2 separate regions of the Mus musculus genome follow, and region 2 is linked to region 1. A link is a loop called in an ENCODE intact Hi-C map of the cell type or tissue named here. Cell type or tissue: left cerebral cortex. All regions are shown on one strand. Each heading gives the region's core, and the rest is flanking DNA. Links, peaks and the distances in the headings are about the cores only.

Evidence for each region. Peaks named below come from ENCODE experiments on the same cell type or tissue, not always from the same donor. Only the 100,000 strongest peaks of a DNase experiment are listed, where the experiment ranks them.
Region 2: a loop joins it to region 1, with 8 times the contacts of the local background. A loop is called at or near these places in 34 of 42 quality-filtered maps.

Annotation. Positions count from the first base shown.
Region 1 is chr1:106,535,522-106,551,743 of GRCm38, forward strand. It overlaps Bcl2 (B cell leukemia/lymphoma 2), which reads right to left. Exons shown (of 2, transcript NM_009741.5): 2 at 2,655-7,877. The coding sequence ends at 7,743. It overlaps Mir3473f (microRNA 3473f), which reads right to left and starts at 11,110; the gene lies at 10,975-11,110. In left cerebral cortex, for the core only: CTCF peaks have their summits at 7,399 (motif pointing right) and 9,506 (motif pointing right); DNase peaks (open chromatin) are centred at 7,400 and 9,516.
Region 2 is chr1:106,707,463-106,723,684 of GRCm38, forward strand. It overlaps Bcl2 (B cell leukemia/lymphoma 2), which reads right to left and starts at 6,828. Exons shown (of 2, transcript NM_009741.5): 1 at 4,843-6,828. The coding sequence starts at 5,418. Kdsr (3-ketodihydrosphingosine reductase) reads right to left here. Exons shown (of 10, transcript NM_027534.2): 10 at 12,948-16,222. In left cerebral cortex, for the core only: CTCF peaks have their summits at 4,432, 5,049, 8,680 (motif pointing left) and 9,982 (motif pointing left); DNase peaks (open chromatin) are centred at 4,577, 5,187, 6,658, 6,890 and 3 more places; H3K4me3 peaks cover 3,952 bases; H3K27ac peaks cover 1,371 bases.

The sequences.
Region 1 (16,222 bases), core at 5,621-13,620:
TGGAAATTGTTACCATAGAGAGGTGGCTCAGTGGTTCAGAGCACTGGATAATCTTCCAGAGGTGATGGATTTGATTCCCAGTACCCACATGGCTCATAACCATCTGTGACTACAGTTCCAGATGACCCAATGCCTGCTTCTGTGGCTACCAGACATGCTGGTGCACAGACATACATGTAAAGCAAAACACCCAGATACATACAGTGCAGAATAAACAAATAAATAAAACAGATGGTGAAGCTGTGTCTAAAAATAAACAGACACAAAACAAAGAAAAAACACAAACACACAAACACCACCAAAACCCTGTCACCCACATTCCAGCCATCTATCTTTCCTTTTCTCAAGAGATTTGATGAATTGGTTTAGTGAGATAGCTCAGCGGACAAACTCACAAGCTGACCATGTGAGGTTGGTTCCTGGAAATAATTTACTCAAGAAAGGAGAGAACTTAATCCGAGAAATTATCCTCTGACGTCCATATCCACTAGGACACACACATACCACCCCCATCATTCGTAAACTGTAATAATAAAAATAAATTTAAAGAGAGAATCACTGAGTTGGCTGATTCTCTGGGAGGCCATTTTAAAATTGAATTTTTGACATATACTAACACAAACCTTACCCAGACATTTTAAAATATATTTGTTCTATCACTTTAAAATTATATACAGTAGAATCTACATACCACAGTAAAGTGATATTCAACATAATGTGCAAGAAAACAAGACAAAATAAATAAATTTTTATGCCTAGAAGATTTATATTTCCTTCCTTTTCTCTTCAAAGTCAGTATATCCTCATTGAATGAAAAAAGCAAAACTGAAAAAGGTAATTACACGGTTGAGCATGGTGGAGGGGACGATTTACTGTAGATATGAGGGCGAGCATGGCCAGAGGCAGGAATATCTGGGAGAGGCCAGAGTGGACCTGACCCTGAGGAGATGGAAGGGAAGACAGGAGGAGGGGAGAGGGAAGAGAGGAGAGAGGGGTCAGGGGAGAGGAGAGAGAGGCGAGTTGTTAGCCAAGAGGGGCAGCCAAGACACTAAGCATAGCCAAAATGTCTGCATTATATAGAGGCTAGAAGAGCTGCAGGAGCGAAGCCCAGGTCATACCTGGGTTGGGGAGTTCAGGGTAGGGGGTGGGTTATGCCAGCCAGGTGTGCACTGAAGGTGATAAGAGACTGAGGGATGCTGGGACAAGCATCAGATTTAATATGTTAGTGGGCACCTCTGTTAGCCAATTGTCCTGAGTTTGAGCCCAAACACTAGTATGGTATACCTTACAATTGATAAGCTTAAATTGATCAATACCAAGATTTCTACAGGAAAAATCTGAAGGTTTGTGACCTGTAGTTGGGTAGCTGTGCATAAAAGGTGCCTGCCTGGAATGGTGTGGGGCACCTCAGGGGAGGGTTAAAGGAGAGCAGATGAATGGCATGTCTCCTGAGTGGCTGAAGATTGAGGGTGGGGAGGTGGGTGAGAACCTGTCTGGCCTTGGGGCTATTGTTGGGGAGATACTTTTATGAAGAAAAGCCATGGTGTGACAATTCCTGTAAACATCTCAAAGTTGGGCCTTGCCATATCATGGCTCTGTGTGGAGATCAGTTAATTGGAAAGGAAGAAAGGATGGAGTTGAGGCCCCCAGCAGGTATGAATAGAATCAGGATCCTGCCTTGTGGTCACTGAGAACATGAGCATGCTTTTCACCTTCTGCATCTCAGTCGTCTCCTATAGAATAAAAGAGGCCAATGTCTACCTTCTGAGGTATCAGAACAGCTGGCAGTATTTACATGGTTTTATATCCAGAGGATGTTAAACAGACAGATGTTACTATCACAGGCCTTTGAATCAAGTTGAAGGGCAGAGACTTGTGTGATTGAGGCTTAGAATATCAGAACTGAAACATAATATTGAGTGTCTTATAACTTAAGAGTATATACACTCCAAAGCAAGTGTTCATTTTGGTTGTCTTATAATCTTAGCTTCAAAAGAAGCCTTCAGCTTCTCACCTTTTCATATAGCATTTCATACTGAAATGTTGGTGGTTAGCTTTGATTGTCAGCTTGGCACAATCCAGAATCAACTGGGAAGTCTCCGAGGGACTATCTATAATGGGTTGGTCTATGGACATGTCTATGAGGGATTATCTTAAATTATTTGATGCTGGGAGACCCAGCTCATTGTAGGATGCACCATTCCCTAGGCAGATGGTCCTGAACTGTGTAAGTGTGAAAAAAAATTGAGCTAAGTACAAGCATGCGCATATCCAGTCTCCTGCCCTTGGTTGTGGATGGGATGTGACTAGCTGTTTTAAGTTCTTGTGGCCTTGACTTTTCTCTGCTATCTTGGATTATAACTTGGAATTGTGACCTTCAAGCCTTTCTCTCCTAAGTTGCTTTCTGTCAGAATATCATATTACAGTAACAGGAATGAAGGCTGAGATCTCCATCCATATGAAATAACTCACCAAATAGCAATATGAATTCTCTCAGGCAATGTAATTCATGCCTTGTCTCCCAGGCCTTCATTAGAATGTGCTCATGATGGTCTTAGTAGCTTGTTAGGGAGGCTTTCCAAAGGTTTCTTTGATAATGACGAATAGTCAGCACAACCATGTTAGCGTGTTATAAACAGTTCCAGAGGACAACTGGTGCTGCTCACTGTATTTTATTTTATTTTTTCAGACAGACATGGGGAGTTAATGGCAATGTAATGTTTTCTAACAACACAAACAAAGAGCCATTATATGTAACAGTAGCCAACTGGAGACTTATTTTACCTTAAGTATGCCAAATACACTTATATATTTCTTGTATGTACAGTGCTATAGGCATCAGCCACGCCTAAAAGTATCAACCTTAAAAGCAGCCCATGGATATAAGTATGAAAATCTTGATAACAAAGCTTCCAATACAAAACACTTATTTGAACATTACTTTACTTAGAAAGAACCCCACTATAGCTGAAGCCAAAGCAAAGTTTAGCTGAAAACCTAAGAAGATATTTTAATAGAGAACCCCTGTCTCCAAAGGAAAATATCTCCTAATGGAAACTGAATCTGCCATCAATCCTTCAGATGTTATCTCGGAGGGGAGGATTTCATGAAGGGAGCCAGCTGGAGGGCCCACTGCAGGTTCCCAAGTGGGAAGGTACAGGCATTGCCGCATAGCCACATGGCCGGCACACTTAACATTCCCAGGATTTCTGATTAGCTAGCTTTTCCATCTTCTGTGACTCTTTTTGTCTTCTGTACTGGACTTGGTGCATGGAACACTGGCTTTATGTTATTCTTCTTAGATATCCAGGATGAAGTGCTCAGGTGCCATCTGCCCTCTACCTGGTTTTCTTCATGCCTGGAGAGATGCACAGTGCACAGATGTCTATAGCGGATTGAATAATTCCCTGGCCAAGGCTAAGGGACTGCCACAATCGTTTACCTAACTCAGTCTCACAATGTTTTACTTAATTCAATCTTATTGAATTTTTTCTATGTTGTGTATAATAAACAGAGAGAAACAGATGTCCCTACCAACTGGAAAGTTGTTGTTTAAATACCCTGTTGGTTAAAATGTCAAACTTACTGTTTAAACACTCATTAGCCATATCCAACTTGAAACATATGCTATTGCTTGACCATATTAAGCCAGACTTTGAACTAGGTCAATGTCCCTGGAGTATAAATGTACCATAGAGCTTCCTTGCTTCTTGCAAAAAGTCCTCAGGCGAACATAACTTTGACCCCCATAAAGGTCCCTCACTTCTCACAGCCTTGATTTTGCTGAAGACCTTCACACCCTGGCCCAATCTAGGAAATGTTCTACTCATGTAAGAATTCTTCATCTCTCCCACCTCATAACAAGTGTCCTTTGTCCCTATAATAATGGCATAGAAAAATCCCTGAAAGACCCAAATTGGGCAACAATACAGATCAGATCAGAGCCTTCATGGGCCCGACAATGGAGAATTGTATTTCTTAAAAAGTGTGTGATCATATTTGTCTGAGCTGCAATAGAGACCATAGTATAAGCTCAGAAGAGAACTTTAGTGGCTCCCTAATTTCCTTAGACTGGCTTATATTTCAACCTTTTCCTGTTATTTTTTCCTGATAGGGTAGGTGTACATTTCTAACTGTAACTGATAAGGAAGTATAGAGACACCCATCACCTTCAAAGCACAGTTAGAGTTGAAGCTCACATTTATGAGTTGTTTTAGTCTAGGCTCCATTACAAACACGGGCTATTCACAATTCTGCCTATTCTATTCAGTGTGGGACCTACACATGTGGGTACTGCCACCCATTATCTACATTCAGTCCTGATTATTATAATCCCTCCTGGCTTATGAGCACTTCCTAAACCCTGCTTCCCCCTTTCCTAGACCCAGCAATGCTCTTAGATGTAATAAATAAGAATATGCCTGTGGAAAAAATGTATGTATGTATGAATAAAGGCCACACCCAAACATCCAGAGACAAGCGAGCTGGACAGGATGGAGGGTTTTACTTGAACTACATGAAAGTGCTCCCTTAACTGTGGCTCTCATGGACATCTCAAGCCTTCACGCAAGTTCAGGCCCTGAGGAATCACTGAAGATCAACCTCTCTGTTTTTTTTGCCATCTCTCAGAGAGCCTGGGCGGGTACTGGGGCTCTGGAGGGCATTGGGCTGCTCTTCTCGATGGCTCTCTCTGAGTCTCTCAGCCCACTTCTACGTCTGCTTGGCTTTGATTGATGGAGAGATTTCAAAGCTTACAGAGGAGGTGAGATTTGGGTGTGAAGCCCTTCTGAAATATGAACTACATGCAGATGGCTCTCTGTTGTCTGATTGCAAAATAATTGAGGTTATTAAAAAAAAAGAGGAAGAAAAAGGCTAGTCAAGTCAGATTCTATGTATACTCTTTGCTTCTAACATGTTTTTAACAAGAAAAAAAATTGCATCACCAACTACTTTTAGAGCAAATGCAGCCACAATACTGTCCAGTTCTAGGGTCCAGGGACTTGGAGAATTTGCCATTCAAATCAGAAAACAAAATCCCACACCTGAAGGACTCCTATGAGCTGCTGCTGCTTCTTCTTTTAAATGTATATACATTTTTTTCAAATACTCTACAAATCCAAGTTTGAACAATAGCAACAAAAACAAAAGAGAAACAGGTTTTATATTTAAAATAAATGTCTGTGTTCTTCATCGTTACTTCAAGAAGCAGCTTGAAGGAGCCGGTCACTTGGTGTGTACTGCAAACCGACTCCTCCATTACAATGATCTTGGCAGGATAGCAGCACAGGGTTTCTTATTCCATATTCATCGCGTGGAGAATGTAAACCTTTCACAGGATAATATTTCGCTTAAAAACTAGAATAACTTGAAAAGTTCTGATCATCCTGTTCTCTGAGACCTACTGGGGAGTTCTGGCTCTCCTGCTCTCTCCCTTGTTCTCTCTCTCTCTGCACAGGGAGGCAGGCCTGGGGGACAGGGGATAAGAGGAGTCCTGACACATCTATGCCCAACAGGCCACACAAAGCAACCCTCTGAAGGCCCAGCTGCTAGAGCCAGGTCCTAACCCCTTGCTCTGCTTCCCATCTGGATTTCTAAGTGAATGAACATCATGGGTTTAACCAAACATGCATGAAATCCTAGGTAACTTGAGTTAAATGCTGAATCGTCCAGGGACAAGTAAACCTGGAAGAAACAAGGTCGAGTGGGCAACAGCTATATCCATCATGATAAGCAATCCCAGGGTCTGTCCCGGCAGAGGGGTAGGCTCCAACAGCACAGCGGAGGGAACAGGCAAGCCCAGCTCCATCGGTTCCTCGCATCTCTCTAAAGCTGTTCCCACCTTTTCAGAAATGCTTTTGAAGAATCAAGAGACAAATACCTCAAATGGAAAAAGTATCTTTTTCTGTTTGTGTGACTAACAAACATTCTAGAGGTCATAACTAAATACAATTTAAACAATGCTGAGATGCATGGATTCTTTTTGAAAGCAGCTTTTGAAATATCAACCACAGCAATAAACATTGAGTGAAGTACATTCCAACGTTAATACAGATGAATGGTACAGGGTGTGATAATGCCCCAAAGGTAATTCCACAAATACCCCCATGCTAATTCTGAACTTGGGGAAAAAGTGGTTCCCCTTTCATTAGCTGGAAATTTCATCACTTCTTTTGTTATTCCTCCATAATATACCATCTTTTTTTTTTTTTTTTTTTTTTTTTGGCCCCAGGATGTATAGATAATCTCCACATTCCATACATTCCTGAAACTTTTTATTCTCTCTCTCTGTCAGATTTTCAAATAGAACCAAACTACAAGATAATGTTTTACATGTAAATCCATAGACACGGGTCATCGACTCCGTGAGCCTCGCTTCACTGCCTCCTTAGGATTTTTGGCCAAAGTAACTTAAAGCCTTGCCTTAAATGTGACAGCACTGCCAGCAGGTACCTGTGGCCACCTAAAGCTCCGCCGGGCTTCTTCTTCTGTGTGGTGGTCTTCCTGCCTTCACTATGCCCTCAGGCAGGATGGGCACTACCTGCGTTCTCCTCTCTACAGTGGCAAGTGTCTTAGAAAGAGCAGTTCTCCTGCTCCAGACAGGCCCAGCCTGGAGGGCCTGAGGGTAGCAGACCCTGGTGAGTCTCTATTATATTGCTCTTTCTTACTGGGTAAGTCTGAGCTCAGAGACCAGCTGCTCTGTTCCAAACCCGGTGAGGAGGCTGGTGAGGGCCACACTCAGGGCAGGCTGCCCAGGCCAAGTTGCTGAGCCACAGGGAGGTTCTGCAGATGTTGGTCTCCATAAAGCAGGCACTTGTGGCTGCCTGAAGCGCTAGGTGACCCCATTCTTCCTGATGCTGAAGAAGTCGTCACACATCCACTTCCTGGAATCCAGAAGCCTTTGTTTCCTCCTCAGACAGAGTGAGTATTGGAGGAGGGGGTGTGCGTATCCAAAATATATGATTATCTACAGTCAGGGCTTAAGGTACTGGATGATATTGTATAAACTGCTAAAATGCTTCTCGGCACAATTGGTAGCTTAAAAAAATAATTTCCTATGATTAAGGGCATTTTCCCACCACTGTCTTTCAGCAGGGAAGTCTCAGTGGGTACCAAGTTCATCTGAAGTTTCCAGCCTTTGTCCTCTGACTGGGTATGTACCATGTGAGTCATATACAAAAGTCCCTTCTCCAGTCCATGGAAGACCAGGCTTTCTTGTAGGCACCTGCTCCTTCTAGCATCCTGGCCCCCAGGGCCAGTATATAGAGATCACATTGAAGCCTTCTTCAAAGCTTCTAGCAGCCAGACTGCAGGCTTCCCCAGCCGTCAGGGTCCTGTGCCACTTGCTCTTTAGATGGTGGGCCAGTTTGGCCAATATTGAAAACAGATCCATGACCACAGGCACAGGCCAGCAGGTGGAGCCACACGTTTCTTGGCAATTCCTGGTTCGGTTTTCAAAGCCTGGAGTTTCGGTGGAACTGTCTTAAATAAATAAATCTTTTTTTTCCTAAATAATGTAAAAAATAAATGATATTTCCCTTTGGCAGTAAATAGCTGATTCGACCATTTGCCTGAATGTGTGTGTGTGTGTGTGTGTGTGTGTGTGTGTGTGTGTGTGTGTGTGTGTGTGTTCTGCTTTAAAAAAAGATCACAACTTTGTTTCATGGTACATCATTGATAATGCATATAATTTCTACTGCTTTAGTGAACCTTTTGCATATTTGTTTGGGGCAGGTTTGTCGACCTCACTTGTGGCCCAGGTATGCACCCAGAGTGATGCAGGCCCCGACCAGGGCCAGGCTGAGCAGGGTCTTCAGAGACAGCCAGGAGAAATCAAACAGAGGTCGCATGCTGGGGCCATATAGTTCCACAAAGGCATCCTGCAGAGGGAAAGAGAAAGAAGGACAAAGAAAGACTGTTAGCCACCAAGAGATATCATGGCCTCCCTACTAGCAGGGCAGAGGCACGGTACCCTGTGCCCCTGCATGCCAGGTAACTTCAGACCTCAGAGGGGAATGCAAACCTACTCTTTGGAGGCAATGACAAAAAGTGGACTAGAAGCTCTTATTGTACAAAGCACTTGTGAAACAGGGCTCACCCCAAGAGATATCATGGAAGGCAATGGATAGGAAAGTGTTCAGGATAAGTCAGTAAAGACAAGAAAATTGGCGGTTTTGCAATTTTTTTTTTTGCTTGCACAGCCATTCATAAATACAATAAAGCACAGTTCAGTCAATGTCTCTCACACATTTCCTTTTTATTGTGAGCTTGCTGTATCCTAGGGACTGTACTAGACACCTAACATACATTATCTTATTTTTCATACCGATCTTACAAAATCATTTTCGTTCTTCCTGTTTAGAAGATGGCAATCTCACCTGCCTGTTGTAATGGGCTGCCAGTCAAGTTACAGGGCAGTTGTGAGGGAGAAGAGCCAGGCATAACTGCCCAGATTACAGGCTGCAGTTTTGATGGAGAGAGCCAATCTAGCTCACTTGTAGGGATTCACTGAGTAGGGGGTTGTTAGGAGTTAAAGAATATGGGCAGGAAGTGGTAGAGCCAGGATTCGAACCCAGAAACGAGCCAATGCCCTTTACTTTGCTTTGTGCTCTCTGGCACTGGGATTCTGGCTGGGTGCCACCACACCTAGCTTTTCACACAATGCAGGGAATTAAAAGCATATCTTCATGCTTGCGAAGTAAGTCCTTGACCAGCCGAGCCATTTTCTCAGCCCTCACACTGTTTTGAGTTTGCCCTACTTTCTCTGTGTGCTTATTAATCTATTCCTTCTATATGGAACTGCCTCAGAGGATTCTGAAGAAGTCTTAAAGGGGAGGCTAAATGCACAACTGAAGGAGCTGCTCACGTTGCTAAATATCTATTCACATGGCTCTTCTTCGTGAATGCATAGTATCCTGTACCCGATCCTATAAACAACATTTTATGTTTCATGCAGAATTAAAGCAATATTAAGATATTCTTTTGTGTATAAGGTGTTTATCCATTCATATTTTAAAAGAATAAGTTCCCAGAAATCTACTGCCAATGCATCAACACCGTTAATACCAATAATTACCAATAATTATGGAGGGATTGTCCTGAACTGCCCTTGCCCCCTCGTGACAGCCTTCTGACCCAAAGCACTGTTTGCAAAGTGGCAATGGCTTAAGGCCCTGGTTCAGATGAAGGACCATCTTGTCCCCTAGGGATGTTTGAAAATATCTGGTCCTCATTATTTGAGGCGAATGAGTTATTGGCTTCAGTGGGTAGCTTCAGGAGTGTCACCATCCCATAAGGTATGAGTAGCTTCTACTAGGAAGGATGACTCAGATCCAGACACCAATGACACGGAGGCTGAGAAGGTCTACTTTACAGGACACCCTTAGACCAAGGGCCACAAAAGAACAAGCAGCCTAGGTGAACATCAATGATGTTGGCCACATTAGCAATGGACGGAGTTGCTGGCCCTAGGCAAACGTTGGGTAGCTCTGGTGGGGCTAGATTAACTTTTGCCAGGAGGGGGCGCAGATGATTTCTTTTTATGTATCTATTGTTGGGGGATGTCTAAAATTGAGTTCCAGAAAAGACAGCAAAGGGTACAAATGAAATATATGCACAGTTCTCTTCGTCACAGATGAGGTTCCACCTTGATGAGCTCTGAAGAAGTAGCCTTCCCTGTGCTTGAGGGAGGACCACCTGACAGGTAGAAGAAAGACAGCTGCCACATCCAGTGGTCTTCTCCCATCTTTTCCATATCCAAGAGTGCGTGAGCCCCTAAAGGCCCAGTCAAAGATACCCTAGTTTTTCAGGGCATCTTTGATCTCAAGCTTTCCACTGAGAGGGTCAGGCTGTTTCTTGAATTCCATCAGTTTTCTGTGGCAAAATCTAAAACAAATTAAGCCCTTGGTCATGTGACCTTCCTAGTCCTCCTGAGAAAGTGGCAGAAGCAGAGACAAGTCTGGGGGGTGGGGAGAGTAGTTTTTTTCTCCAGGTTGCTTAGTACATAGAGCTAGGGGACTGAAGAAATGTCTCCCCCAGACCCTTCCCTTCCTGGAGCTGGGTAGTCCCTTTATGCCTTCACCCTTTCTCACCAACAGTCTCAGACAGCATCCCAAGGGCCATTTACATTATTGTAAAGAAAAACAGCTTTCTGAGAGTCAGAGGAGCTAGATTAATACCTCCTGGCTGAAAGAGTGGGGTGTGTGAGTGAGGATTTGAAGCCCCAAGGGTCTTGAAAGACCTCTAAACTTGCTGAAGGATCTGCATGACCCCTCAGCTTTGAAATTTTTTTAGTTTGTGTCCTTAAACAAATTATCCAACCCTGAACCTTATTTACCCCCCTCCCCATGGTCGCACAATCGGTAGCTGTAAAGAGTAGCCTATGTTCCTTGCAGTCCCTCTGTTAGTGTGGTCCCGAAGGGAACAAACACAGTGATAGCAATGTGTCCTGTTGCCTGTCCTCCATCTTGCCCTTTGGTAGCTCTGCACAGATCCACCTGCCTGTGCCCTCCTCTGGTAATGCCCATTTGCTCCAGCTCCCTAGGGAGCCAGCTTTAGTTCTGAAGACGGAAGTGGGAGTAGCTATATCTGCTTGTCCTGTGTTGATGACTAGTCCATTGGTTTGCAGGACAGGGCAGTGGTGAATCATTTAATCCCTGCAGATTGCCCAAGGCCCCAAAGCCCTGTCCTCTGTAATTCCAAATCGCAAGGGAACCCTGCGAGCTCTGAACCGAACCTCTGAAGAGCCATTTCTAGAGAGAATCTTGCTTTCTCATACATCCCAGTAAGGGAGATCTCTGAAGTTATTTGAACATCCAGTCATTATTCGTTCAAGCATGAGATCCATTTGAAGTGCTTATTTGCTTATTTTATTATATATAAGTACACTGTAGCTGTCTTCAGACACACCAGAAGAAGGCAATAGATCTCATTACAGATGGTTGTGAGCCACCATGTGGTTGCTGAGATTTGAACTCAAGACCTCTGGAAGAGCAGTCAGTGCTCTTAACCGCTGAGCCATCTCTCCAGTCCTATTTGCTTATTTTATGTATTGAAAACAACAAAGGGGCTGGAGAGATGGCTCAGTGGTTGGGGCATATGCTGCTCTAGCAGAGGACCCAAGTTCAAGTCCCGTTACTTAAGTCAGGCAGCAAATAACTGCCTGCAAATCCAGCTCCTGGGAACTCATCCCCACCCTCCAGGAGGATTCTATTGTTTTCTGTGGCTTCTGGGATCTTCCTCCACAAGCTGTCCCCACTCTGCAGCGCTATGTCAGCTTCGCCCTGTCTTCTGCCCCCTTTCCCTAGTATACAGACATTCTGATTTTCTCACACTGTCTGGGTGGCACATGATCTACCCTACCTGCTTTCTTTTCCCTTCCAGACGCCACCAGTTCCTCTCTTTGGTTCTTGTTACCTTCCTTTTACTGTCATCTTGCTTATTTCCACCTATGCCTCTGAGGCCACCTCATGGCAGCCTCACCTGCTATGTGGCTAATTGCCAGCATGATTGTCAGGTAGCATTGCACAAAGGTCTTTGACCACTCAAATCATTCATGCTCCTCATTCTTTGGGGCTCCTCTTGCTTCCTGGAGAATTTCCTTGCTGTACCTTTCATGGGCACCTCTTCCTAAGATGGTCTAGATATGTCTGGCTTCTGCCCAGCTTACTGTCCCTCTTTGTCAATCTTCTTCCTGTTCCCATCTTAAATACCACGTCTGTGATGAAGTCTCTGAAGTCATTATATATTTCTCTATTCTCATCCAAGCTGTCAGCTTCTATTCCAGTTGCTTTCTTGTGTGTGTTATATGTGTATGTTCATCTAGGGTGTGCATGTATGTACACACACACACACACACACACACACACACACACACACACAACCATGTGAAAGCCAGAAGTTAACATTGGGTGTTTTCTTCAGTTGTTTTCTGCCTAATTTTTTCCTGGATAAGCATTGAGCTCCAGGAACTCTTTGTCTCTGCTTCCTCTGCTGGGATTACAGGCACTTGAGGTCATCCTAGGTTTTATGTGGATGCTAATGATTCAGGCCCTCTTGCATGTGGAGCTAGCACTGTGCTAACTGAGTCATCTCTTTAACCTCCACAGTTGCAGTCTACCATTGTTCCCTCCATGAAGTCGTTCCCTCTTCCTGCCATCATGGTGCACATGCCACATGTTAGCTTGGGTTTCCCCGTAACAAACTCAAAGCCAAAAACTGAGTGTAAGCAGTCTACCTGGGAGCTGAGCCCAGGACACTGTAACTGAGGAGGATGTAAGAGTAGGGAAAACGGCCAAGTTAGAAGCTCCTCTTCCAACAAGAAAGGCTCCATCCTTTTAGGGATTAACCCTGCTGGAGAGACCTAGGAACCAGTGTGGACCAGTGAGCTGGGAATTTGAGCCGTAGCTCCTTGGTGTGCAGAACATGCAGACTGTGCCTGCGTTACACAGGGGTCAGTACCATAGCACTTCCAACCCATTGCACATGGGTGAAGTGGGCTCTCAAGCAGAGATAGGCTTCATGTGGTGGGAGCTGGAGGTGAAGTTAGTTACCAATGCAGGGGAAAGGCCTGGGAGGGAGGGCTGATGGCCTCAACACTGATGGCCACCAACACAAACTTCTGTCTCCATCACTGCCTCTCATAAGTCTGTTGTGGCTTCCAATCCACGTCCTCTGCCTCCAGCCTTGGGCTCCACATTAAACAGTTGCTTCCTGTAGCCAGAATGAGCCATCTAGTTACAAACCCCTCACCTCCGTGCTGATTTTCTAAGATCAGATTCTTCACGTCCAGTGTCTAGGCTCTGGCCCAGGCCGCTGTTTCTCAGTTCCTTCTGCTTTTCAGCAAACACTTGCTCATTCAGAGACCCAGAAAAGACATTTTCAACACTAAGCTGAAGGAGTTCCTTGTCCCCTATGGCATAAATATCATCTATTTCCATGACTGTCTCATCCAACCATTAGCATTTGGGGCTGCGGGTTTTTATTTTATTTCTCTCTGGATCCCTGGTGGTCTGTCACCCACTAGCCATTTGACATACACACATTAGTGGAAGAAACTGATTTCTTTAATTATATAGCAAGACTTCCAAATCCAATCTAATGGGCATCTTTAAGAGAAAGAACATGTGAAGGCCAACTTGCTGGTCTTTGCAGTCACCTCCAGTTCCTTCCCATAGGAGGGGCTCAGCCAGCTCACAAGGGCACTGCACATCATCTACTCTCTGGTCAGCTTCTGTGCTGCATGGTTGCTAAGCATGATATCACTTCCTCCTTCATTCCCTGTGAACCTCTGCGAGGCAGGTATCCAGGGTAGCGTTTGACAACTTGCCCTCCATTGGGGACACCTGTAGTGTCTTACCCACACTGGAAAGACATACTTATAAGATTCTCTCTACAAATGCACAACAATCCAGGCCATTGAGGTCTTTGCTACATAAAACTAGGCTATTTCTGGACATTCAGGCAGACATATAGAAGCCTGGCGCTTCTGAATCTTAGGAGACATGCAAATCCAACATTGACTATTTGCTGATATTAAACTGTTGGGCTCAAGAGGATGCCAGTGAGAGAAGGGATAAAGATGACAGCAAGAACACAAGTCATCGATTGGTAGAGTCCGGAAGTGCTCCCTGAGGACAAGGAAGCCGTGATTGTTTTGACATCAGGTTTGGCTCTGAGCGGAAGCAGAAGCAGGCACTCACAAGGAAGTGGAGGCTTTTTTTCTACCTGAGTGAAGCATCTGGTGAGGAAGTGACTCCATTTCCTTCTTATCGTTTGGCTGAGCAGGATTTCCTCTGCAGCCACATGTGCTAACTGGGCCCTGAGGGTTCCCTCTGAAGAAAAGGCTAGCTTTGTCAGTGGCTTGCTTCCCTGTGACTTTGCTTCTTGAGCCTTCCCTATTCTCCCAAAATACTGAATTCAGGTCTGAGGGAAAAGGAAAGGAAAAAAACAGCGTGTGAACACCGAGCTGAAGTCCACACAGCTGCCTGGCCTCAGGCGGTAGAGGAACGCATTGGCGAGGCATGAGAAGTGCCACTCTTCTTCCTCAGAGTCGCCACTGCTCAGTCAATGCAACTCAATCTTGGAGAGGCTCTGGGCCTGGAAGGCAGGGCTCTTTGAAGCATAGGCCAAAGACATGCATACAAGGAAACCTAATCTAAGCATCATTTGGTTGTAACTTGAAACCTGCTGGACAAATGACAAGAGATGAAAAGCCCAAATACAAAAAACAATAAAACTGCCTGCAATGGGTTGGGCCAGAGAAGTTTGGAAGATATTTTGTTATGAAAATCTAGGTAGGATGCAAATGAACGGGTGGATCTCAGGAGCCAAAGAGGGCACAAGATGAGAAATGTGAAGACCACCTCATTTCTTGAGCAGAACAGTTTGAAAGTAACTTACAAAGGTATCTGTGAGGTACTAGAGATCATGCAGCCAAAAGGCTGGTCAAAGGATACCAGGTCCAAGGGTGTTCTCAGACATATCCAGTTGCTACAGGAGTCTCACACCCCAGACATGGCCAAAGCCCTGGGCAGGAACTTGAAGGGTTCCTTGGCTCACCCACCACTTGACTTGCCTGGGTGAGAAACGACCCGGGGAGAAGCACAGATACAAGCTTGTGATGTGCACCAGCTCTGCAGATGCTGCAGGAAGAACAACCCATCCAGCTGTGGTTCAGGTCCCTCATGCATGGGGAGGTATGAAAGGCACACATGGAAATGGGTATAGAGTTACAGCTATGTCCTTCCATTCACCAAGTTAATCACAAAAGAGACTGAAGGCTCCATCTGTACCCAGCCTTGGCATCTCATCGTCAGCCTGCTTGTTCATTTCGACACCAATCATGATTTTGTGGAAGGCACTAAGAAGACTTTAAATATGATTTGTCTCTATCGTATAGTTTTTTGGTAATATTCTAAAAATTCAGGGTAGCTTTCCACTCAAAGCTTTTGGTGCATGTAGGCCTACTGACCCTGCAGAGTCTTGGCCAGGAGACTTACAACATGCTGCAGGGCCTCAGTGGAAGGCACTGGTGCCAGTTGTCTTGTTAGTGTGCTAAGTTACCTGACTGGAACAGAGAATGGATTTCTTTGGACTCATGAGTTGGGGAATGCTGTCCATCATGACAGGGAAGCCATGGTGGCAGGAGTGTGAAGCTGCTTGCTAACAGGCTGGCAGAGCAAGAGGCAGAGCAAGGCACCGAGTGGGCTGGAGGCCCGTCTCCACTCCTGATAAGCCCTACCTCTTAAAGGTTCTACAACCTCCCAAAACAGCACCACCCACTGGAGACAAAATGCTCCAACAAATGAGTTTCTGTGGGCTGTTTTACATTTAAACCAGAGTAGCCTTTTTTAGGGTGTTTCACCCACTCTGCCCACTGTAGCCTGCGTCCTAGTGGCCCTGGAAAAGGCTCTCCATTTCCCTTTCTGCATTCAGCTTTGGCCAGAGCCCTTCCTGGAATGCGATCATTTCTAGCTTTGGATTTACAACATGTTATTATTTGGGGGAGAATATCAGTTTACGTTATTGTACTATTTAAGAAAGTATGATGTGCATGAATCTTACTACAATTAGGTCATAAAAAGATAGCTAGCCAAGCTGAAAAATAGGCAAAGACTTTGAATGGACTAAATGACCCTGATGTGACCAATAAGAACATGAAAATATACTTAATATTATAAGTTGTTAGGGAACTGCTGTGGAAACTATAGTGAGCTGGCACTTTAGAACTCCTAAGATGACTGTAATTCCTAAAATGGACAGTAACAAGTGTTGATGAGGGTGTAGAGTGTTGGAGCCTTAACACAGTGGCACTGGGAATATAAAAGGCAATAGCCACGGAAGGAAACAGTTTGATGGATCTTTAAATAGTGAGCTACTGCATGAACCAAGAGTTTAGTATATAATCAATATAATTGAAAGCATATGCTCATATAAAAACTGTACATGAATATTCACGTCAGCATTATTTGAAATAGCCAAAGAGAAGAAATAGTCCAGCTATCTGCTAACTGATCAATAGACAAAATATCCTGGGCCTACACACTGCAATATTATTTATCCATAAAGGAATGAGGCTCTGCTATGTACTATATGCTGGGTGAACCTTGAAGCAAAAGCTAAACATGAAAGGATTAACATAAAGGTTCAAGTGCAGCATAATTCCTTTTATAGGAAATGTCCCAAAGGGTACGTTTTAGAGACAGAAATCAGATGAATTGTTGTC
Region 2 (16,222 bases), core at 3,003-11,002, 170 kb after region 1:
ACCGAAGCAAAAGAGAAGCTTTTTCTTCCTCTCTAAGGTGGGGGTGGAGGGAGTCTCTTGTCTGGCTCAAAGCATACTTGCATCTTTCTGAGTATGAGAAGGAATTATTTAAGGCACGACTTCAAGTTACTGTGTTCTAATTAGTGCAAGCCTTGATTGTCTTTCTTTAATAACCCTTTAATGAAATTCTTTTAAAACTGTAGATTAGTGTTTATTAAGTCTACTCAATGTGAAAAACAGTGTTTAGTTGATTACTATTTAAATAGGGAACTCCCCCCCACCTTTCAGTTCTGTTAATCCTATGTCTATGTTAAGTAGTTATTTTTTTTAATTATTACCTGCATTTAGCCCCTTATTTAAATGAGCCCTAATGCACACTCGAACAACCATATGGCTAGAAATAACCTTAAGACTGAAGCACATGCAAAACAACATACTTCTTGTGTTTTTCTTTCTAAGGCCAGGATCTCGATTGCTCAGCTCCTGGGTACCACACTAAGACACCAAGGATCACAGCCTGTGATCTCTCCAGGCTGCGGGAGAGCTTTTCTTCCCATGTCCCCAACCTAATTCAGGGCCTGGCACATGTGAAACTTGCCATGTTGTTCTGCTGGAAACTCAGTCCTTGAATGATTAACCTGCTCAGACATTAAGTGTGTGTCTGAATTAAACCAAGAAGAGTGAAAGACATACTTCATAGGAAGATAAACTCAGAGTGGTCTTTATGAAAGGTCATTGCTGTACCTGGAAAAGGGGATATCAGATTACCTTAAAAAGGTTTAGCAGAACCTTTGACTCTCACATACAATACACCTCGGAGGGGGGGGGGACTTTGTGCTTGTACACAACAAAGACTGTGTTGTTTTCTTGTACAAATGTCCTCCTTTGCCAACCTGCTATGAACACAGTGAGTATCCTTAAAGCACGTGAGATGGTGCACCATGAGGAGACACCCCTACTGCAATGCACTCAAAGACCCAGCCATGTTGTTGCTTGCATGCAGTTATCATCCATCTGAGATACGAAACAAGATGAAGACAAGGAGAACAGGGGGGAAAGGGCAAGATTTTGGTTTGTTTTCTTTTCCCCCTCAGTGGATTTCTGCTATGTAGTAGGTATGTGTGGTCTACGGCCTTTAAACAATATGACATGTACCAGTTCAATCAAGGGTTGCTAAAATGAACAGGCTGCTCTTTTTAGAAAACACAACTAAAAGGAACAGGACACAGAAATCTTTCAGTGGATGTTAAACAGCCACAAAAACTTCAGCCCAGAAAGGAAAACGGAGGGATCTAGACTTGTATGAAGTTCCAGGAAGACAGTCAACAGCACATGACTAAGAACTTGAAGACCAATAACACGGTTTTTTTCCTTACAAAATAAATTATTGAAAGTGGTCATGAGATTCCTAGCAGACAGAGATACACAGTTTCCCAAGGAAAGTTCATCAGGGAATGTATTATTTAAGACTGGATCATCACAATGCTATTTTTAAAACTATCAGTTTGCTGCCAAAATTGGCCATGGCTGCTGATACTGGCCACTGGAAAAATGATGCTCTTTCATGTAGTTCATCCACTGACATGAGAGTGGTAATGCAAACTATATCCAGAGGGGAAATCTACTTGCTAGCTAACTACCTGAGACAAAGGGAGCTGACCTCTACTGGGTACAGAGACATGAGCTTCCCTTTAGCTGATGAGGGAAACCTATGACACTTTAATGGCCTCAATACTGCCTATGCAAACTCCATAACCACCGAGAGAAGCATCCCTGAGAGGAGTATGACTGGGCTTATTTAACTTCTCTCTTGCCTTCGTTCTCTACTCCTGTTGGGGGTAAGAGTGCTGTAGTGGATGCCTGAGAGACAGGATTCCAGGTAACATTCTCAACCGGGAGCCCACTAAGGTCAAGAGAAGCCATGTCACCCTTCAAAAACCAAACACAACAAAACAAACAAGAAGCCGCCCATATCTAGAAAGGATTAAGCGGCAGCCAGCACCCTTAGATTTTACTGTACATACAAACCAAAGATTGTGACTCAGTGGTACCAGAGTGAAGCCTGGGATTCTCTGCTCAGGAAGGTCCCCGTGACACCCATGCTACTGATCTGTAAGGCTTCAGATATTTTTCTAGAATGACTGCTGTCTCCCTACTCTCTCTTCCTTGCCTTTCTCTAGATGGCACAAAGCCCTCAATTCAGACGTGGGGCCAAGTCATACTCTACTTTAAACCCAATTACCTCTTTATTTAACTTGCAGAACCCTCTATCAGAAGCTGGTCCTTCCAAGGACTGTTTTCTCTGGAATGAAACATGGAACAATGTCTTCCCCAGGCTTGGAGCACTCTGACTTTGGAGCAGAAAACAAAAAGTGATTTCCAGTGTAAAGCTCCAAGTGTTCTCAGTAGGTCTACAGTCAAGCTGCTCCACTAACCATGGGAAATTATGTCCACCATTCCCATTATTATCTCATGTCAAGAAGCTCTCAGCTGAAACGTAGCTGTGGTTATTAAAATGTCACCGCAGTATGCATCATGTTAGAGATGAAATCCCGACCAACTAAAATTAAAGGGAAAGCTATATGCCAAGTGCCTAAAACAAACATTTACATTAATAAGACACTTGAAACCATAGGCTGATATAGACCAATCATAAGAATTCTCAAATACTACCACTTTTATTCCCAAGTGATCACATTTGATTCCATTTTCTGACACATACTCTTGTCAATGGGCTTTCTTTTTCTGCATAGCCATCCATTTATGTGTTTTTCTGAAAACTATTAGACGTTTTCTCCATCATTCATTTATGTGTTGTTCTGTATGACTTACATGTACTATAAGAGGCTTTGTCTTTTTTTTTTTTTTAAGTTTTTATCATCTCTTCCAATATGCCATTGTGGTTTGGCTTCATAACACGAAGCCTGTGCATTTATCAACCTCAGATACCTGTTGACCACAAAGATAGGCCCTGCAACAAAACCTTGATGGTGAACAGAGAAGAAAAGAGACTCTCCATTTAAAGAGAAACCTCGGCTGTCTGACGTGTTAACACGTTGCGAGTCGGCACCAAAGGTCAGTTTGTATCTGAAGCCCTGTTTCCCATCTTTTTATTAACCTGATAGTCAATATCACACATTCACTGCTGTGGATTTCTTTCAAATAGAAAGAAACACTGTTAATAAAAATATGAAATAATAAACCTAAATCAGTTTTATTTTGACTTTAAAATGATTCTTCTAGAGCCCGAAGTTCCCATCTCTCTGAATACAGTGGCTAAAATATCAAACCACCTACTTAACTAAACATCTTACAAAATAGCTTCTCTCCTTCCGCCAAGTCTTCCAGAATTGCTAACAGACTGATCCTGTGGGATGTCAACAAACAAGCAATTCACAAAGAGCATGTGAATTTCAAGCACTTAAAAACTCTGATATTTGAGTTAATTTTACTTTTAAACATCGAACAGTGCCACCAATATTTTGTCAACTTTGGTCAAATAAGATCAGATGTTCACATCAATCATCTATTTTTCTTGGCTTTTTCAGGGCCTATGAATATTAGCATATCTTGCAAACTGTAGTAAAAACAGAATGTGCTTCTAGATATTTGGTTCACGTTCAGTCAGTTACAGACTTTTTGTTCCTGTTAAGATATAATATATATGTATATGTATATGTGTATATATATATATACATATATATATATACACACACACACACACACACACACACACACACTCACATATATATTCGTTCTCTTTATACTACCAAGGCAGGACTAAAATGAAAACCCTTTTCATTAAAACAAGGTCTTTTAAAAAATGTCAGACAATAATGATTGCTTTCACATAACTTAATTGTTTTAGCTATAGCAAGTCTTAAGTCTGCTCTCTGCCCTTAAAGAACCAGAGAAAAGCTTAAATCACACGGTAAAATATGGAAGCTGAACCTCCCAAGATCCCAGAAAACTATCACCCCATAGATGCTCACCAGTGTTGTGGATACGAATCATTTTAACTTGTCAGGGCTGGAGACGCCACAGCTAAGTGGACTCCATTACCCCTTTCATAGGCACCCTAGATGCAAGTCCATTCAGCAGTAGAGATCGCAAAACTATGTAGAATGCAGGTAGAGAAAAGTAAGACATACAGTGGATGCAGACTTCTAAATCATCGCATATTCGTTGACGGACATGTTTAGGGTGCACACCCACCATGCCCACTGGGGACTATGGCATAGACAGACTGGATTCCACAAACATCCACGAATACCTACCTAAGCTTACCTTTTTTTTTTTTTTTTTTTTTTTTTTTTTACAAGCTTAGCTATGATTTCCAGGAAAAGGAGCCGTGTTGTTTTTCTTTGGGAAAATGTTCCCAAGTGAGTTAGAAAAGGTTTGCCTGCGTCCTCTGGTGGAGCCTGCATGTCTAGATGGACCTTTTAAAGTTTGTTAGTCCACCAGAGGAGCTAAAGATGCATAGGTCAAGAGGGAGTGTTGGAGGTCTGGTGCTTACACAGGACCCAGAACATCTGCAGCAAGCTACTCAGACGAACTAACTCTGAGAGTTACTGGAGGGATGCTATTATCTCCAGATCCTACTGGATCAAAAATGCTGGATTCTTGCTCCCTCACAGCCAGCGGGCAGGAGTTAACACAGTGTTGGCAGGGTGTGATGTACCCAGAGGAAGAGAGTGAGAGGTCAGGGGAGCAAAGCTACAAACTCGACTTTATTTCATCTGCTCAATGGCCCATTTTGACCCAGAATCCACTCACACCCCAACCTGCGCATCTTGGCCTTGAGATCAAAGCCCAGACTCATTCAACCAGACATGCACCTACCCAGCCTCCGTTATCCTGGATCCAGGTGTGCAGATGCCGGTTCAGGTACTCAGTCATCCACAGGGCGATGTTGTCCACCAGGGGTGACATCTCCCTGTTGACGCTCTCCACACACATGACCCCACCGAACTCAAAGAAGGCCACAATCCTCCCCCAGTTCACCCCATCCCTGAAGAGTTCCTCCACCACCGTGGCAAAGCGTCCCCTCGCGGTGAAGGGCGTCAGGTGCAGCTGACTGGACATCTCTGCGAAGTCACGACGGTAGCGACGAGAGAAGTCATCCCCAGCCCGGCGGAGGGTCAGATGGACCACAGGTGGCACAGGGCTGAGCGCAGGCCCAGCGGTGGCAACGAGGGGCCTGAGAGGAGACGTCCTGGCAGCCATGTCCCGGTGCACAGCGGGCATTGGGTTGCTCTCAGGCTGGAAGGAGAAGATGCCAGGGGTGGGGGCAGCCCCCAGGGGCGCCGCGTCCGCATCTCCAGCATCCCACTCGTAGCCCCTCTGTGACAGCTTATAATGTATGTACTTCATCACGATCTCCCGGTTATCATACCCTGTTCTCCCGGCTTGCGCCATCCTTCCCCGAAAAGAAGCTGCAGGTACCAATGGCACTTCAAGTCCCGACTCCCGCCCCACGGCCCCGAAAGAAAAAAAAAAAAAAAAGAATAGTTATAATCCAGCTCTTTTATTGGATGTGCTTTGCATTCTTGGATGAAGGGGTGTCTTTAGTTACACCGAACACTTGATTCTGGTGTTTCCCCGTTGGCATGAGATGCAGGAAATTTTTATTCAAATTCCTTTCTGCTTTTTATTTCATGAGGTACATTATTTATTAAGCTTTGTTAATATCAGTCTACTTCCTCCGCAATGCTGAAAGGTGAAGAGGCGGGACGACCTAGGAAGTTAAAATCAGGTGTGTTTTCCTTTATATATTTAGGGTAAGAAAGGTATATCCGCTACAAGTTACACGTTTAAAAATGCATTAAACTGTCTGGAAATGAAATTTGCTTGAATGCACTTGAAGTAAAAAAATATTTCAAACGCGTCCATGGAAAGTTATATTAAACAAAATTCCTGTGCAAAGAACTTACTGTATTTTCTAAGGACGGCATGATCTTCTGTCAAGTTTACCCTTTTTTGGTAAAACCCAAACAAATACATAAGGCAACCACACCATCGATCTTCAGAAGTCTCCTTGTATAAGCTTCTTTACAACTTGCAATGAATCGGGAGTTGGGGTCTGGGGGCTAGGTGGAGGAAAAATCAGGAGGGTTTCCAGATTGGGTCCTCACACTCCGGCTTCACTGAGAATGTCAATCCGTAGGAATCCCAACCAGAGATCTCAAGAGCACCGCAGCGGGGCAAAAAGGCAGCGGCGGCGGCGGCAGATGAATTACAATTTTTCAGTCCAGCATTTGCAGAAGTCCTGTGATTCTCCCTTCTTCTCGGCAATTTACACTTGCACACACACGCTGGAGCGCAGGCATGGATCCGTATCCACCGGACCGCTTCAGACCTCCAGGGCAGAGAGACACGCCAAGGGGACGATGGAGGAGCTGGGGGACCGGGACCGGAATCCTCTTCTGATTAAACTCCGAAGGGCCAACGCGCTTTCCGAAACGGGAAAAAAAGCAGCTTGCTAAATGCAGGCACGGACGCGCTGGGGCCGCGGGTGCCCAAGGAGCAGCCCGCGCACTGTGTGTGGTGCGCTGCGGGAGAAGGAGGTGGTGGGGGAGGGTTTGCCCCCCCTCTTTTTCCTAAAAAGGATGACTGCTACGAAGTCCCCCCCTGGTCCCCTCTTCCGCTGCACCCCACCGGCGCACCCCGCCTCCGGGCTGCGCACCCTTTCTCCTCCTCCGCTGCGGGCGGCGCTGGCGGCCGCCTCCTCGTGCTTGCGCCGCGCAGCCCGTTCCACGGTGACGGCTGCGGCTGGGGAGGGCCTGGGCACCTCGGTGTTGGCGGCGGCGGCTCGGCGGGGACCCGGACGCGGGGCGGGAGGACGGGCCGGGGAGGAAGGGGGCGGGCGCGGGGCGGGGGGCCCGGCCTCTTACTTCATTCTCCGCCGGAGCGCCTGGTTTCCTGTACGTACGTCACCGTTCATTCAAAAAAAAGAAGAAAGAAAGCCCTCCTCTGAGCGCCCGCCCGCCGCCTCCTCCCGCCGCCCGCCAGCCGCCCGGGTTAAAGGCGCCGCGGCCGCCCCGGGGAGCGCGCGCCCGGCCGCGGCCGCTGGCCTGGGTGGCGGCCACCCGCGGGCTACGCTGGGCCCCGGACCGTGGGTGGCGCGGGCCTCCCGGGCGGCAGTGGCTCAGTGGGCGTGTGAGGGGCCTCCTCGGGCCTGCGGGGCTGGCTGCTGGCTGGACGTGCCTATAGCCAGGGCCAGGCTGTGGCGAGGCACCTGGATCTTTTCTAACAGGATGGGCACAATTGCATGGATCTTTTTCAACGTGTACAGTGTGCACGACCGCATGGACTTTTTCTATGTAGCATGTGCAGGTCACATGGACCCTTTCTAACCGCGTGCATGGAATGTGCACAATCCAATGGACCCTTTCTAACCACACATAAAGTGTGTACACAGTCGCTCTGTGTGTGTGTGTGTGTGTAGTGCAGTGTATCTACAATCATGTGGACCCTTTAAACAGTGTAGTGTATACAACCACATATAGTGTATAAAATCAAACAGACCCTCAGCTAACCATGTGAACCCCCAAACACTATGTTATCAGCTCTCAGCAGCCAGAGAGATTACCGAGACATATATTGACTCCTAAGTAGTGAGTAGTACCAATATGCTACCCTTGGGTGAAGAGAGGCAACTCCCAACACAGTCTCCAGGATATTAATTACAAATGAAAATACTTAGAATAACAACGTTAGCATGCTTGTTTCTAGGCCCTTTTGTCCAGACACCACAAGCTGTGTAACTTAGAACAGGTCTGAGTACTCCTCTGCTCTGAAGAGCATGATGTGATGTCCACAACCAGCAAGGGATGTGCCTCAGAGGCTGGTCTTTCCTCATCTCTTCTTAGTCAGACAGTGGCAGACTGATGGCAGTCGCTGATGCTCTTGGCTTGTTAAAGAATAGTCAAAGTGGTATGCGGAGTTACTTTGGAGGTGTCCAAGCAGATACCACATGAGCACCCAGGCGCTTTTAGCCTCTATCCAGGCATACCCAACTTGGTGACCAAGGCCAGACCTAACTCGCAGTGGGCCAGTGAAGAGAGGAGAAGAGAACAGCAGAAGTTTGAGTTTCAGGGACAGTTTTTCCTCTGCTCCTAACGCTCCCAGCACTGGGCTGGGGCTGGACCTCAGGGAGTGATACCTGCCACCTTTCAAGGCCATGACCCTAACACGGCATAGGTACGGTTTTGGATATCCTCAGCTCTGACCAGCATGCAACCTGAGACGGCTTCAGAAGATGCAGCCATACAGATAATGTGTCTATGTACCCACAGACACACAGTGCCACTGTCACTTGTATGAACCCAGACAGAAACAATCAAGCTGAGAGATAGATACATAAAACACCAAGAAAAACTGTGCTATGTGATAACTATGTTATCAGCTCTCAGCAGCCAGAGAGATTACTGAGACATATATTGACTCCTAAGTAGTGAGTAGTACCAATATGCTACCCTTGGGTGAAGAGTGGCAACTCCCAACAGTCTCCAGGATATTAATTACAAATTAAAATACTAATGAAAACTCGTGGTTGGTGAGATGGCTCAGCGGTTAAGAACACCGACTGTTCTTCCGAAGGTCCTGAGTTCAAGTGTCAGCAACCACATAGTGGCTCACAGCCATCTGTAATGGGATCTGATGCCCTCTTCTGGTGTGTCTGAAGACAGTGACAGTGTACTCACATACATTAAATTAATAAGTAAATAAGTAAGCTGTTCGTTCACAGGCTAGCAGGTTGCCACATCGGGCTTAAGAACAGAGCACATGTGCAGGGTGGACAAGTCCCACAGGCTTGCTGGATTACTGTGGGAACAGCACATTCAGTCACTATCTTTACCTCATTCCAAGTTTAAAAGGGTGTATTTTGTGTGTACATGGTGTGGGTTGGTGGAGTACATGCCATGGCATGGATTGTCATTGGACAGCACCGTGGAGCCATTCTCCCCTTCCACCTTTATTTATTTGAGGCAGGGTCTCATGTAGCCCAGGGTGGCCTTCAATTTGCTGTGTAACAAAGGATAAATGTAATGATTTTCCAGCCTCTATTTCCAGAGTGCCAGGATCATAGGCATGCATAATGACCCATTTGTGTGGTGTCCGGGATTGAAATTAGGGCTTTATGCACACTAGGCAAGTATTGTACAACTGAGCTACAAAAAGCATCTATTAATATATATGCACACATGCACGCGCGCGCGCGCGCACACACACACACACACACACACACACACACACACAGTACTTTTTTTTTTGCTTTTTTACTTCTTCTCACCCTGTTAGCCATGAGACCACTCTCTGTCCTGTGAGAATGGGTGCCTTCCTAGGAGTCTGTTACTAAAGGGATGAAGGGAACCTCTCCTTCACAGCTCTCTGATGGCACTGAGAGTGCTGGAGAGGTGGCCTGCACTGGGGGGAGGCACTGAGGTATGTGTTCACAGAAATGGAACTAGCACTGATGGTAAAAAGACCGCTCAGGGATCCTCCTAGGACCATGTCTTAACCTCCCACATTACTTCAGAGGAATCCAAAGACTTTGCATGTTTAATGCCCTGCACTGGGCTGGAGAAACAAGAGGGCAGGAATGGGGTGGGCAGGAGTCACGGTGTCCTTCTGCAATAGGAACAGCCAGGATGGAAGCATTCCCTACTTCCAGACACAGAAATGCTCCCTCATTTTTCCTTAAGGGTCTTCCCAGACCCTTCTGTGGCATCTTGGCCCTGACCAACTTGGCTTGGGGACAAATAACTTCTGGACCAATGTACGGTGGCCTTTCACTTCCCAAGGTGGCTTCTACCTCTACCGAGTCCAGGGGCCAGCCTTTGGTGCCTCTGGTGGGTAGCATCCAGCCAGAAGGGAAAAGGGCCAGCCACAGAGAAAGCCGACATAACAAGGGTCTGAAAGGCCCTTCATCCTCTGCTGAACAGAAAGCTTTCCTTGTGAGGTCCGCCACCTGCTGGTTGGTGCTTTGCAGCATTATTCGGGAAGTTCTCTTGAAAATCAATGTGAAAGTTTCCCAAGTTTATGAAAATGAAGAATATTCTAAAATGAACATAGAACTGGTTCGTGTTAAGTATGGATATCAAATCCTTCCATCTCTGGAATTTTTAACTGAAATGAGGGAAAAGACCCTTCACTGAGGGAAAAAAATGATAGAAAGACACATTTTAAAAGAAACTCTGGGTTATTTCAGGTTAAAAGCTGTAAGCAGATGGAGCAGAAATAAATCTGTAAACAATATGAAGAGGGGGAGGGGCGCCGAGACTGTTACTCCATGTAACCTGAATAAAACGAACTATTTACAAAATGAACATTTCACAGGCCTAGGTGTAAGCCAAAGCACTGGCTTTTGATTTCTCAGGTCCTATGTGGGCACCATGGGCTCCTGTACAGAGCTGTGTGTAGGCACTGGTGGACGAACACTGCATAAGCCCTACTATGTAGGCCCTACTATGTGAGCCTACTATGTGGGCACCATGGGCTCCTGTACAGAGCTGCGTGTAGGCATTGGTGGACAAACACTGCATGAGCCCTACTATGTAGGCCCTACTATGTGAGCCTACTATGTGGGCACCATGGGCTCCTGTACAGAGCTGCGTGTAGGCATTGGTGGACGAACACTGCAAAAGCCCTACTGGCAGTGCTCTTAGGACATTCAGGCTCAGACCTTTCTTCCCAAGACCGGTCACATTATTTTCGTCTTTCTGTGCTATCCAGCCATACTTGTCATAACTGGGCAACACTTCCACCAGATCAAAAACAAGTAAGTCTTAACCTAACCTAGAAACTCACCTGACTAGTTTATGGTGGATCCTAAGCCTCACAAAACCCATTAGAGTAAGAAGCCACAACCTCTACCACTAGGCATGAATGAAAAATCAGCCACACTGAAGTGCAAAGTTAACAGTGCACAAGCAAGGGCCTGGGGTGAGAGTGGCCCGGCCTGTGTGAGGCTTTGGGTTCAATGCCCAGTGCCGGAGTGTCAACGCAGAAACGGTGCTCACTTTTGGTTTACAAAAGAAAACAGAGAGAACTGACTTTTTCCTGCCTTTCAAATGAATGGCGTTTAAGGTGAAGTAGGACAAGGAGAGGAACTTGTCTGACAGTTTTCAAAGCCTGCTCATTTCTGGATAGCAACTGAAGCCATTGAACAAACACGTGGGAAGCCATCACCCATAGCAAGGGGGCAGAGAAGAATTTACATTCCTCTCCGTGACTACACTCATCTGCTATTTAGCAGACCTCACAGCGTCTCCTGATACTAACTACAAATCAAAATAGTTAAACAGCAACATTAGCATGCTTGTGTCCAGACACCACAAAGTATGTGAATTAGAACAGGTCAGAGTACTCCTGTGCTATGGAAGGGGGAAGTTCATAGGCAGCAAGGGATGTTCAAGGCTGAAGTCTTTCTTTGTCTCTTCTCAGTTAGCTGGTGGCAGACTGATGCCACTGATGTTCCCCCACTCCCATTTCTGCTGTCACTCCTCCCTACCTCGGCTCCTATTCAGATATTCATTCTTCCTGTGTAGCTTCCTTTTCTCCTATTCTTTTAAGGTCATTGGCCGTTCTGTTTAAGGCTAATGAGGACACCAATACCAACCCTATTCCAAAGTCCAAGAACTTCAGCATCTTTTGAGGTGACATCCCTACCAGCCGTATGTCTTTAATGGGGTGCCTCTCAAACACATGAAGATTGTTTGCTGCAATATCCCTACAGCCTAGGCAACATTAAAATTGAATTCCAAGGGATACCACACCCTTCTCAAACTCAAATCTTGCTATTTCTTCTCTGCTCAATAGAGTTCAAAAGCTGGCGTCTCATCCTTATGACTCGAGCTGCCCAAGCCTGCCTCCCTTCCCTCCCACTTGCCCTTCCCAGAGCTGTGCAAACATTTGATGGCTTTCTTGTTTTTCTTTGTCCTTAATTTTCCTTTGGCAGTAAAGGGGATCAAACTTGTCACATGCCAGGCAAGAGCTCAACACTGAGCTGTGTCCGAAATGTCTTCTTAGCATCTTTTGCCCCCACATCTGTTCCTCTCTCTAAACACACCTAACTTTCTCCCTTGGAAATTCCGATCAGTTCCTTAAGCTTCAGCTCAAACACTTGTGTGAAACCAGCCCTGACTTCTCCAGGAAACCTCCATACTCCACCCAGACAGCTTAGATGTAGTTAGTTTTGGAGGCTAAGAAGTGAAAAACAAACAAACAAACAAACAAACAAGCAAACAAACAAAAACAAACAAATGAAACAAAAACCGAAACAGAAGCCTCAGGTGGAATCTGGCCCCATGGAACTGACAGCTGTGACCTTGAGCTGGTTAGTGAACATCTCTGCCTCTCGGTGCCTGCTCCCTCATTTCTAAGCAGAGGTGTAATGACCGATACCCATCCTGTGCATGTATACTTCCACTGAGTTAAAACACACAAAGTGCTCAACAGTGCCTTGAACCTATCTGTTCTGAATTTGTTCACATAGCTTAATCACACCTCCTGTCAATCACAGTACACTTTCTGGCTGTTCTCTGCTAGATTGCAGACCACCTGAGGGAACAGACATCTTTAATACACTCCTTGCCTACAAAAACACTTGGCATTCACATATTTGTGTTATAAAACTCAAAGGTCTCCAGCCAAAGACGTGGGTGGATGCAGGGGGCTGCGAGTGGAGGGAATACATACGGGGCTCCAGCAAAGACAACAAAGGGGTGGAGAGTGGAGAGGAAGTGCAAGGCTTGCAGTCATCAGGAGGGAGAAGTTTACCCCCACCCCAAGCCCGCCTAGGAGGCTCATCACAGAAACTCAAGCAATATATGTAAAATGAGGAAAAATGGGGGTTAATAAGCTCATTAGTAGAGTGAAAAGAAATAACTTTTCTTTTAAACACCCAAACATACAAATCAGAGAAGCGATATCATATGCCATTTGAATATAAAATTTTCAAATTTAAAGAAAAGTTTGGCTTGCAATTCAAGATGCTTCCAAAATGATCTACTTAATGAAATGTCTTTATAAAACTCACCATTGAGTACAATGAATAAAAGCAATTTAAAGGTATAAACAAAATCATATAATCAACATAGAGCTGCAGAAAACATACAATAAAATTTAACAGAGACCTATTAATAAAAAACTCTCAGCAAACAGGAAATGAGAAATTGTCAACCTAAGAAATGAGCTCTATGAAAACCTTACAAGTAGCCGTCTATGTTGTAGTGAGATGTCCGAGCATTTCCCCTAAGAGTGCAGACAAGCAGCAAAGGAAGACCTATGGTGAAAAATGTGTTTTAAGAAACATCTCCTCAGGATGAGCAAACATTTCTGCTTACAAGAAACCAAGGTGTTCTCTCACCTACTTCTTGTTATCAAAATGTAGACACAGCTCACAAAATAAGCAGGAATAAGGGTCAGAAAATCTATTTGCATATGAAATGTAACTGTTCAAAAAGCTTTATTATATTCTATATTTCTTAGGCTTCTTTTACTCATACAGACAGAGCATACTTGAAATGAATGTTCAGATTCCTAAGTATATATTGTAAAAATATTACTTCCTAAAAATAATAAAAATCAGGCCTTATGAAATGTCTAGGAAGCCAAATAGAGACAATGCTATAAAAGACTTTTGTAGCTTGATTAAGTATCTTTAAAATGACAAATATCTAGAAAAATAAATTTTCAGATCAGTAAAGCTTGTTCCCTAGTCTGTATGTGTAATTCAGAAATACAAGATATGAAAATCACATTACAGCAGTGCTACCATACAGTACCGCCACAAAAGCTTCTAAGGTAGAAACCCTGTCCTAACATGTGTCAAAACGCCTTAAGAGTTCACACCACAAATAAGTATAAAATATAATGGCAACTCTCTCATTTTCGAAAATCAAACCCATAGGCCTCCATTAACCCAGAAAGATCAGAACAGCAAGACCCAGTCCGGAACTAGAGGGTAACAGTCAGCAGGGGCCTTCTGAGCTGGGGTCCTAAGGACTAAGGGTGATAAGAAAGACACAAAGCATCTTCTAGCAAAAGTATGAATATTAACTGTGGTCTTCAGCAAGACACATTTCAATTAGAATACAATATAATAAACTTATGTACCACAACATAATTCATTGTACAGCCTTCTACAAGGACAAATGCATAGGATTCTTTGAGTAGAGCAAATGGTATAGAAATGTTCTCATCATCTAACAGAAAGTCATCTTAAAGATTCTGCTTTCAGGAATCAATTATATGATTTAACAGATCTAGATAAATACACACCACTACATTATACAGAGAGAGACCACAACAACAGTCTAAACTGTATAAATTACTAAAGTCTGAAATGATAGGACAATTTTAATAAAGAATGTTTTTGGATTGGGGTAAGGAATCAAACCCAGGGTCCCAAGCATGCTAGGCAAGCATTCTCCAATGAAACACTTCCCCAGCCCGTGACATTATCTTTTTCTTCTTTAAATAAATAAATGATTGCCTCCTATTCTTTCTCAGTTATGAAGCGTCCTTAACTTTATATAGCAGAATATTAATTTTCAAATGAACACAGGGATATATTAAAATAAAGTAATACGATCTGACTATCAGAGCAGGCACTCAGCACTGAAACCCCAGAAGCCCTTGGTCACACAGAGGGAATGGCACAGAGGAACTGCAAGCCTCAGCATCCAACTCAGCCTTAGCACGTGGCAAAGGATGGAAAGTGTTTAGCTCTCTGGGGGGGAAAGCTGATAATTTCCCTAACAATGGGGCTGTCCACACCGCCTCCCCCGGCCCCAACTGTAGTTTTCTACCTCAACTGGGATGAACGGTGACTTTCAGGGGTATTGCTTCAATGCTGCATTCCAAGCAGGAGTCTCAAGAGTTCCTCTGTCAAAGGTAATGTGGAACACATACTGAGAGGCAAGATGCTTGCAGGGAGTCTGGTAAAGTTAACACACAGGCACGCTGTGCTGATGTGACATGAATAAAAACAGTATTCTCACATCAAGTTCATCTGGGACTATGGTATCTACTTCAGAAGAAAAGGAAAGCTTACTCCAAACTTTTGTGAATCAGGGTGTTGAGGCCTCTAATGCCATGGCATCACGGTCTCTGCAAACCTGAGTTTAAAGTGGGTTAGAGCCAGCATCGCCCACCATGAAACAAGGCTTTTCACTGTATGTCAGGCATTATCTAGACAGCCATCCTCTGGCCGAGGAATGTTTGAAAATAGTATAATGAGAAAAGTTAATTGTACTGTCAGATGTCATCTGGGATTAGATCTTAACAGGTAAGAGTAGAAAGTGCCAGCTGTCTGGGGACACTTAAAAGAAAATAAAATTGGAAACTGTCCAGTTGTTCCCTCTGAATTGGGAAGTGGTCCCTGCTGTCCCACCTCAGCAGCTGTCCAATATGCCACAAGTCGTAGACTTTGGCTAGGCTGGACTGAAGGGGTGCTGGAACTGTTTTGGCCTTGTCAACCCGCTCCTGTAAACAGTAATGCATATAATAAAAAATGTCTTCTATAACAATATTTAAAATGTTTTCTGACCTTGATAAAAATGGATCCATTAAATATCTTATTAAATAAAAACTAAGCCACTATAAAGTCAAGAGATTAAAAAAACTCAAAGAGCAAAAACTGGTTGGCTCATTGACCATGATGGAGTAAAACTGTACTGCCAGGACTCAGGTGCCTGAGGCAAAAGACCACACAGCAAAAACTCATCTTTAAAAAAAAAAAAAAAAGGAAAAAGAAAAGCAAAAAGAAAATGTTTACCATGGCAATAATCTCTAAATAATTTTCAAACCCTTTTGTTGTTTGTTGGGGTTTTTTTTGTTTGTTCTTTTTTTTTTTTTTTTTTTTTTTTGGGTTTTGGTTTTTTTCCTATACAGGGTTTCTCTGTGTAGCCCTGGCTGTCCTGGAACTCACTTTGAAGACCAGGCTGGCCTCGAACTCAGAAGTCCGCCTGCCTCTGCCTCCTGAGTGCTGGGATTAAAGGCGTGCGTCACCATGCCCGGCTGTTTTCTGTTTTTTAACAATAAAGTTTTTTCTTTCAAAGTAGTATTCTCCTGGTGGAGTGAACTGAAATGCTGTATTTTGTATACAAGGAGAACAGGGTAAAATATCAGGACATAGAACACTGTCCTAGAGCCTGGGGAACAATAAACAGGATGAGTGGGATACAGGCAGGACTCATCTGAGGCACTTGTTGCA